Linked DNA regions of Homo sapiens: all the other regions are linked to region 1. Evidence: chromatin contacts called from ENCODE Hi-C or POLR2A ChIA-PET data. All regions are on one chromosome and are shown on one strand. The core of a region is the stretch at or near the end of the contact, and the rest is flanking DNA. Distances in the headings are between cores, read along the strand shown. Region 1 overlaps ADGRV1 (adhesion G protein-coupled receptor V1). Region 2 overlaps LOC107986432 (a long non-coding RNA gene). Region 3 overlaps LOC107986432 (a long non-coding RNA gene).

Region 1 (3,236 bases), core at 725-3,224:
CTTCTTCTCTAATTGCAAGACCTTTCTTTTTCCTTCTCAACACGTTGCTTAATCTAGGCGAGATTAGTCATTTTCCCTTCTTGCAGCCTTGGCTAACAGTTTTCTCTGCCTGAAATTCCCATCTCTAACCATACACTCATTTATTATTTAATAAGCATTAAATGTGTCATAATCTCAGGGGCAAGTAAAATGAATGAAGTATATCAGGTCTGCTCAGGGCTTGGAAATTGCTGCCATGCAAATACTGCCTTCAAAAAAAGCCAGCAATTCAGGTTTTTAATGTGAAAATTCTCAATTTTAAAAGTTTGAAGCAACTATTTGAAAATCTAAAACAATCTTTCATATAACACTGTGTGTCTGCCAAGCAAAACACACCTGCAGGCTGTCAGTTTGGACCTTGTTCTTAGTTCCACTAGGCCCTAGGGATCTAAAGGTGACCAAGACTGAGCCTCTGCCCTGATGGCTCTGCCCTGATGGTCAACAGGCCCCTACTCACTCTCAAAATGCTCTCTTTACATGGCACCTGCCATACTAGATTCTTAGAGCTGATTGTTCACTCTTTGAATCATCAGATCCCAGAGAGGCCGGACTGTCTTCTTTACCACCTGGCAATAGTAAGTGCTCACCTGTAACTATAACCACAGACAGTTGTCTATATAGAAACTTGTAGCAACTTGGTTCTAAACTTTTAATTGTTTTGTATTTTCCCCTTCCTAAGTTGATAATGTCCTTGATTAGGCACCATCATGTAAGCTATGATCTAACTGAAGAGTTTGTCTGCTCAGGTGCAAACCTAAAAAATGACTGGAGTCACATTTCAATTGTATGCTACAATTCTGAAGGTGTGTATATGTCTGTGTGTTTGCCACACATGATCCTTGCAAGATGGTAGCCAAAAGAAGGACTATTTAGAGATAATTTAATAAATTTAAGAAATTCTTTTAGTCTAGGACAGATCGTTTCACTTTGGAAAACAAGGAAAATGTGTTCATTTGTTCCATTTGTTAATATCAGGGTGCAACATTTTTCCATTTAACAAAAGTACTAAAAATCTCAGCTTTCATTTTTGCTGCAGTTATATAATTTCTAGTTATCCAAGCATGCTTATAAAACTAATTTAAGCTGGGCACTGCTGGACTTAGGGGATGTCAGTCATGTTTTAGTGAACCAAACACTCTCATTTCACTAAGCATCACACTTAAGAGGGGACTGCTTGAACATCACTATTTCACTCCTCAATTGATCTAATTTCTAGACCCAGCCACAATCCAAATATGTGCATTGATCTTACATGACTGCCATTTGCAAAGTTGATAAACATCAATCCTACTGAAAAAGAAATATGTTTGTGTAGTTACTTCGATGTTCAAAATGAAGGAGAATAAATATTTTGTCTTCCCTAATTGTATAATGAGCAAGTTAGAATCCCAGTCATATTTCAAATGTTAAGGATTTAGGTTCCTATCATTTTATTTTACAACTCTATATGATGTTATTATGTACACAAATTCACCTGTGTGTGGATGCTTGACTCTTTAATATTGAAATTCTATGCCTTGTGTTCATTAAGATAAATGTATGTTGTCACTAACCAAATTGTAAGGCTTACCTGCAGACTGTTGAAAATGACAAAGAGAACCAACATCCAGAAGTGTCTGTAGGCCATGTGTAGTCCTCCCCAAAGCCATGTCACGGAAATCAGAGCAAAGAGATATAAAATCAGTGGAATTTCTAGAAATAAAAAAAAAAGAATTTTTGAGCTTCAGAATACTGCACAGTCACATGTATACACAGTTATTTTTGGCTTCTTTCTGTGGTATTCTAGTGCCCATTTTGAGAGAACAACCTTGGAAATCCCATTCTTATGCCAGAGGGGAGAAGGCACATTGCTGAGTCCACATTCTGTTTTGCAAATGGGGCTGCTGGTAGGCCCAGGGATGGCTGGGGGAGGATGAGAACTGTTCCTCTCCTAGACTACCACCTGCTGGACTGTTCAGTAAGTACCACAAAGCAACAATGGATTTGTAGAAATCTCCTTAAAAGACTGTTCCACCAGAAAATGGCAGGCAGTAGTGTGCTCCCGAAATTAGCATATTCCAACCAGGCACTTAAGAACAGAAATTATATAACATCGTGCGTGTGTGCGTGTGTGTGTGTGTGCATGCGCACGTGTGTGTGTGTTGGAAAAACCTGTACTCACATCTTTTTTCTGACTGAGAAGACACCAAAATTTATTGGTAAGTTTAAGAGCAAAGATGAAGTGACTGATTCATAATGATCAACTAAACTTATTCTACACATGTTCTAATGCAGTTTGTTTCAGACGTTTTCAGAATAGATTTTCTCAGGGCCAAGGGACTTTATTACCCTTTCCACTTGTCTATTTTGAGTTTTCTTTGCTATCTGAGTTTTAGAATAATAACCATATAGAGGCGATCTTAATATTTAAGTGACAAGTTATATAAGATTTAGAAAGTGAATCGGATCTTTGCAGCCACAAATAAACACATTTTCAAGCTGTTGAAAGACATCAGGGTAGACCACACCACTGACAACTTTCATGACAGACCTCAAAGCCCTTCTTTACCCACTATCATCAATTAACACCTAAAATCCTCGTCCACTATGGAAATTTAAACAGTTGCTTACAACTTTAGCAATTTTCAAATTTAATTTTACTTGGAAACAATCTCAAACATACAGAAGACGTGCAAGTAGAGTACAATGAGAAAGTTTTTTTTTCCCTGAATTAATTGAAAATTGTGAATCTGATCCCCCATTACCCTCTGAATAATGTGTATTTTCTACAAAGACATTTTCCTACATAAACATGATGCCATCAAATTAGGAAATTAACACTGATATAGTACTATCATTCTCAGATTCCATTTTATTATACCAGTAATTTCCTTTTTAGCAGAGAGATCCAGAGATCCAGTCGTGTATAGTTGACACGTCTTCGTAGATTCTTAATCCCAAATGGGTCTTCTGTGTGTCCTTGACTTTTGTAACCCTGACACTTTTGATGATTACCAGCCAGTTTTTCTTGCAGTGTCCTTAAATTTGAGTTTATTTGATTTTTCTCGTGATTAGATTTAGATTATAAGCCGTTAGAAATCACAGAAGGGATGCTGAGTTCATCTTACAGCATTCTATAAGGTGACGCAAGAACTCAATTTTTCCCGTTACTGAAGATGTTCATTTTGGTCACTTGATTAAGATGATGGCTGCACAAA
Region 2 (2,935 bases), core at 43-2,542, 82 kb before region 1:
TAAAAAAGAAAGTGAACAATATCCTTGCCACATTCCAATATAATAAAAAAATATGAGGACTAGAGAAGAACTGTTTCAAATATTGATGTATATGCGGGTTGGCCACACGTCCTGTTTTACCCTGGATAGTCCATGTTCGCATGTGTGGTCCTGTTGTGATTGTTTTTAATGCCTCCTTTCATTCTTCACAATAATGTTCATCCTATGTACGTAAAATTAGATGAAGGATGTTTTATATGTTGACTAACTAAAATTGTCTGATTTGCAAAAGTAGAGCTCTAACTGAAACTACCTGTTCGTTTGGAAACAAACCAAACAACCTTCTAAATGAGTGTTGCTTCTAGGAGGTGTGAGGACTTCCCAAATTTTTTTTACATATAATGATAAAAATTCTGCCTGGATTTAGAAATTTCAGTGTTTGATAGGGATTACCATTTCATTCTTTCCATCTGATAAACCACCTCTAACTGACCTCTGGGAAGGGCTAGGATTTCTGGCAGGGGCACAGGGCAGCTGAGAACATGAGGCTAAACAAAACTCTATTAAAAGTAGGGATTAAGGGAAGGATATTAATCTCATGCAAGTTCTCTTGACAAATCCTAAAGAGACTAATATAATCATAGGTCACAAACCAACTGTGAAGATTAATTAAACCCTTAGGTTAATTCTCCCGATTCACTTTCCCGATTTTCTATAAAAAGTATTTCCAAGTCCTTATAACTTTAAGCTCTTTCCCATTCATGAGTTCTTTAGAAAAGCAGTAGAGACTTCTGGGGTGTTCCAGGGAGAGATCTTACAGGCAGCCAACAGAGTCCAAGACTTCAGTGGAATATTGCCAACTTGCAAATATTAAGAAGAAACTACCCATGACTCTTTAGACAGGTGTCTCCAGAGATAGCTTTAGTTTGTACCATCAGGTCATCTCTGTGATTTTTTTCCCCATGAAACTGCATTAGAAAACTATCAAAATAGACAAGAAAGGTATGATTTTTTTAAAAAAACCAAGGTCTCGAGCTCATTTAGGGGAACACTATCATTACTTTCATGTTAGACCTTCCATATACTTTAATGAATGACATAAGTGAGTATATGAGATGACACATGAAAACATTCTTTGTAAAGGGGTTATACAAATGGAAGGCATTATTATGGTTATCACTTCACCCGTCTGAATCCTTCAGATTCCTTGGGGCGCCTGGCCACAGGATAGTACAATGTTTAGAGCTGAATTGCAGCTAGGCCGTTTAGAATCCCAAAGGTGAAGTTTACCAACTTCCTCTTCAAGTAAGTGGGCGGGCAGTGGGGCAAGTGTTGTTGCAAAGCTAATGTGTTCATTTCTTCCTCCTTCCCAAACTTGTTTTGACAGTCAGGTGAGCCAGCCAACTTATGAAGACAGTAGTTTGGGTCAGGAATAAATCCTTGTTCTGGATTTCTTTTTTCCCCTCTTTGAACAGCAGCTTCAAGTTGACTCAGGTTTTACTTGTCTTTTCTTGAGTTCAACATTTATGCTTCTAAGAATGCATTTCTTATTCCTGAAACTCAAAGAGGCAAATGAAAGGGAAAGAATAATCAAGAAAAAAAAAATAGAAAAAAACATGAAGGTGGAACAGAAAGAAAGCTAGAAAAGAAACAAAAGGAAAAGATTGAAGTGGAAATCACTTTTGGGCAATGCTCTTATTTTTTTCTTGGTTTCAGTTTCCTCTTCTGTAACACAGAGATAATATTGATTTTTTTTATAGTAAATAGCTTTTAGGAAAGTTAGTGGAGCCAGGTGTGGTGGCTCATGCCAACAATCCCAGCACTTTGGGAGGCTGAGGCAGGCAGATGATCACTTGAGGCCAGGAGTTCGAGACCAGCCTGGCCAACATGGTGAAACCTTGTCTCTACTAAAATACAAAAAAATTAGCTGGCTGTTTTGGTGCCTGCCTGTAATCCCAGCTTCTCAGGAGGCTGAGGCAGGAGAATCCCTTGAACCCCGGAGGCAGAGGTTTTTCCAAGAAAATGACGTGATTCAACAAATAATTCAGTATCTTTTGCAATGGAAATAATTTGAAAGTAGCCAGAGATGCCTCTTAGGTTACGACTAATCTCACTGAAGAGTCATGCCCTGAGTCCCAAGGGTTGTTTGATGCCAAGCCTGAACAGCTGTTACCCGGATTGTGGACTCAGCTGGTTTGATTTTGGACAGTGTGAGAGGCAATAACTAGAAAAGACAGATCGTAAAAGACCTTAAGAAATACTCTTCAATTATAGGTGTGGTGTTTTCAAGTCACCCTGTTTTTCACTGAACTCAGCTCCACCCAGAGGCGAGAGGAGTCAGTAGCCAGTCAGAGAGAAACCACTTTGTAAAGCTCTACAAATACAGAAATAAGGAAGGAGGAAGCTGGAAGAGGAAGCTTTACCCTGGGGTACATTGTTTGTATGAAACAGGCAACCATCTAGTCTTAAGCTCAGCGAGCAAACTCCAAGAAAGTTTGTAACCCAGGTCCTCCCTTTCTGCGAATCTCTGAGGAGGCCTCTCTGGTCTCTTGAATGCCTGTTCCTACCCAAGCTGAGAGAAATTCTATGCCCTATTTAGTTACAATCTTAATTCTGAGATACAAGTGGCATCCAGGGCATCCTCTGTCAATCTAGGAAAAGAATGAGCAATAGGAAATATAATTTTCATATACCCAAACACATGCACCATGTGTCAAAGGATCAAGAAACACACATTTTTTTCCCCTCCCTGGACTGTCACCTGGACCTCTTGGCCTTGCACAGGGAACTGCTGTAATGTCAGAAGACTCTTTGGGAAGAGAACAAGTTATGCAAAAGACAACCAAAATTATCTAGTTCAGTAGAGCTTGTCCCTTGCTGTATATTAGAACCATCTGGAGAACTGTACAAAATACCAGTACCAAGCTCTACTCCAGAATATTCTGATTTAATCTTC
Region 3 (3,155 bases), core at 481-2,980, 120 kb before region 1:
ATTTTTACAGCAAGCACACTGTCAAGTCTATGTTGGGATTATCTTTGTGTACCTAAAGTGAACTCCATGCTTTTCCTCAGGAACAATTTGATTTGCTGTGTGGAGAAAGTGTCCTCTGGCTCTCTAAGAGTTAACTGATCTGGCTCTACCTGATCTATCTGTGAATTTCTATAAATACTTTACAGGTATGTGAACAAACCAGTGTCAGATAGTAAAAGAATTTTGTAGCCATTCCAGCAATCTACTTTACGTGGCAATCAGTGACGATGTTATCTTAGCTGTCTTTTTTTTTTTTGACAGGGTCTCGCTCTGTCACCCTGTCTGAAGTGCAGTGGTGTAATTTCGGCTCACTGCAGCCTCGACCTCCTGGGCTCAAGCAGTCCTCCCACTTCAGCCTTCCTAGTAGCTGGGACTACAGGTGTGCACCACCACACTTGGCTAATTTTTGTATTTTTTGTACAGATGGGGTGTCGCTATGTTGTCCAGGCTGGTCTTTTTTTCTTTCTCTTTCTTTCTTTCTTTCTTTCTTTCTTTCTTTCTTTCTTTCTTTCTTTCTTTCTTTCTTTCTTTCTTTCTTTCTTTTTCTTTCTTTCTTTCTTTCTTTCTGAGACAGAGTCTCACTCTGTCACCCAGGCTGGAGTGCAGTGGCGTAATCTCGGCTCACTACAACCTCTGCCTCCCAGGTTCAAGCGATTCTCCTGCCTCAGCATCCCACGTAGCTGGGATTACAGCCACGCACCACCATGCCCGGCTAATTTTTGTATTTTTAGTAGAGACAGGGTTTTACCACGTTGTCCAGGCTGCTCTCAAACTCCTGACCTCAGGTGATCCACCCACCTTGGCCTCCCAAAGTGCTGGGATTACAGGTGTGAGCCACCGCGCCTGGCTCCAGGCTGGTCTTGAACTCCCAAGCTCAAGTGATCCTCCTGCCTTGGCCTCTCAAAGTGCTAGGATTATAGGCATGAACCTCTGTGTTCAGCCTTAGCTGTCTTTTTACTACCATCCCCAGCCTCTGCTTATCAGTTGTGAGTTTCCTCTGGCCTTTCTAATTCTCTTTCTCCATGTTTTCTGCCAGCTCCTTTATATTACCCACCAGAGGGATGAAAGCGATTGATTCTACCAGAAGCTATTGAGAAATGTATATGGCTTTTAGTAGTGGTGATGATGATGATGATGACGATTGTTTTGGCACTTTCAGAATTCAGAAGCAATTTGCTGCCTCCTGGGCACTCTACTCATGACCAGTTAACTTTAAAGTGGTCCTATTTGCTTTGTGGTGGTCGGGGCTGGCTTAGCAAAAATTACAAAGGAATAAAAAGCTAAATTTAGTAAGTCTATCTCTACTATGTTGTGTCTAATCTTCTTGTGCTGGTTTCCTAGAGTGCCCTCTGCTGGGCCCAACCAGGTCTTCTGATTCCCATGAAACCCATGCCTCAATTGTCATCAAAAGCTTACTATTTTATGTCACATGCCATCAGAATCCTAGCATTTGCTTTCCAGATTGACAATTAACCAAGGTAAACTAATCCATGTTAATGTGTGAATGTGTTTTATTGTATAAATGGGAAAAAACCCAATGCCCCTCTCAGGTCATTTAAGTATACATTTCCGCAATGACTTTATGGACGTACTGCTTCTACTTAGTATCTAACTCTGGTGACTAATGGTGAGAATGGAAGCCAGGAATCTGGGGAAGGCTATGCTCTGAGAAATCAAAGGGGAATATGTTTTCCAACAGACAGAACCTTGTGGCTCCCCTCAAATTACACTGTGTGGGCAGCTGTCTACTCAAGCTATCTGTATGGCCAAGCCCCATGGAGGTAATTTTCACCCTGTCAGCCAGAAAAGAATGAACATCATTGTTTACTTTTAAGTTTTTATGAAGAATGCCTTGAGCTCTTTAGATTGTGTTATCTAAGTCTTAATACTAAGTAAGTATGTGCCATTGTTTTGGGGATTAATTTATCCATAAAGATGTGTATAGGCTGTACAGTCATTGGCTTGACCTCTGCTGCCCTGTGTACTTTCTTGTCTACTGAAATCAGTTGGGCAATTCTTGTCTGTAAGCACGTTTCCCAAGAACTGGTTGGAGCCAGTCTTCATAGGAGGAACCTATTATGAAACCAGCTCCGAGGATATTTACTTTGCTCAAGATCTACTGAATGCTACACTTACTTGAAAATGAAATTGCTTTCTTTTGGCTCTGACCCAACCCCTTGAAAACCAGCGACCCTTGGGATTCAGTTAGAATGAGATAGAAAGGGGAGATGATATGCTGGGCCTGACTGACATTTTTCTGCAAGCTTTTCTTATCGTTTAAACTAGTACTTGCATAGTTGTTGAATGTGTGTGTTTCAAGAAGATCAGCTAAACTGATAACATATTATCAAGTAAATAAGGCACCCAAGATTGGGAACTTGGAGGACATAGCACATATTTTTTGAAGGCCCACCTTTTTTCTTAAAATTTAATGTAAATTTGTATCTTTCTATTTAACATATCCAGGTCTTATTTAAGACAAAAATAACTCATATAGTTGCTTTCCAGTTAAGTTATTTAATCATCCAAATCCTCACTTAAATAAATGCTCCAGTGAGAAACATTGTCTTATGGCTCCTGATCTAAAATTATACCTCCCTGGAAATGTATGTATCCAAATTTGAGAAGCACAAGCTTGGAGAAATAGTGAAGGAGAGAATTTAGTCAGAGAAAATGAGTGTGTACTGATGATCAATCCGTAGGTAAGGAGGACTAGCGTAAGTTTTGTTGTAGATGACTTTCATAGGAGAGTGGCAGTGGCATTTGATGTTGAGACCTAGTACATAGTTGTATTGAGATAAACATGTTAGGATTATCTAGATAGAGCTAGAAATGAAGAGAAAATAAACTCAGAATAGGGACTCATCAAGATGGCTGTGAAAAAGCCAGAAATGTGATAAACACTAATGCAGATTTCTTGGGCTCCTTACAGACTTAATAGGAATTGTGGATGCACAAAGTAAATGGTATGGCATGTAAATAAAGAAGAAAATTCTGCATATTACTTTTGGCATAATAGCAACTTCTCTGTACTTTCTGAAATTCAAAAATAAATATCCTTTTAATCTAGAGAGTGCTATATACTTTTTATAACTAGTGTTTTACATTTATTATCT

The links. Hi-C counts contacts between places; a loop is a spot of excess contacts on that map. ChIA-PET counts read pairs that join two places held with the same protein, here RNA polymerase II (POLR2A). Pooled maps may share reads with other maps.
Region 2: a loop to region 1 is called in a map of heart right ventricle, with 7 times the contacts of the local background. The contact joins two enhancer-like sites. A Hi-C loop is called at or near these places in 10 of 168 maps with a recorded cell type or tissue (A673, Caco-2, K562 and 4 more) and 5 of 50 pooled maps. POLR2A ChIA-PET finds 5 or more read pairs at or near these places in 1 of 52 experiments (activated T-cell).
Region 3: a map of HepG2 shows a loop between it and region 1 (15-fold over the local background). The contact joins two enhancer-like sites. A Hi-C loop is called at or near these places in 59 of 168 maps with a recorded cell type or tissue (B cell, CD14-positive monocyte, CD4-positive, alpha-beta T cell and 35 more), 37 of 37 single-sample maps with no recorded cell type and 41 of 50 pooled maps. POLR2A ChIA-PET finds 5 or more read pairs at or near these places in 2 of 52 experiments (MCF 10A and PC-9).

Annotation. Positions count from the first base shown.
Region 1 is chr5:91,100,714-91,103,949 of GRCh38, reverse strand. It overlaps ADGRV1 (adhesion G protein-coupled receptor V1), which reads right to left. Exons shown (of 90, transcript NM_032119.4): 87 at 1,610-1,731. Among named protein-coding and RNA genes, the nearest start is that of LUCAT1, 210 kb to the left of the region's middle. Within about 2 kb of position 1,974, at least 3 of the 41 ENCODE cell types and tissues checked have a DNase peak (open chromatin) inside an H3K27ac peak, as active enhancers do.
Region 2 is chr5:91,182,273-91,185,207 of GRCh38, reverse strand. The region is part of intron 6 of LOC107986432 (a long non-coding RNA gene); the gene reads left to right. Among named protein-coding and RNA genes, the nearest start is that of LUCAT1, 130 kb to the left of the region's middle. Within about 2 kb of position 1,292, at least 14 of the 41 ENCODE cell types and tissues checked have a DNase peak (open chromatin) inside an H3K27ac peak, as active enhancers do.
Region 3 is chr5:91,218,211-91,221,365 of GRCh38, reverse strand. All of the region lies in intron 3 of LOC107986432 (a long non-coding RNA gene), which reads left to right. Among named protein-coding and RNA genes, the nearest start is that of LUCAT1, 95 kb to the left of the region's middle. Within about 2 kb of position 1,730, at least 9 of the 41 ENCODE cell types and tissues checked have a DNase peak (open chromatin) inside an H3K27ac peak, as active enhancers do.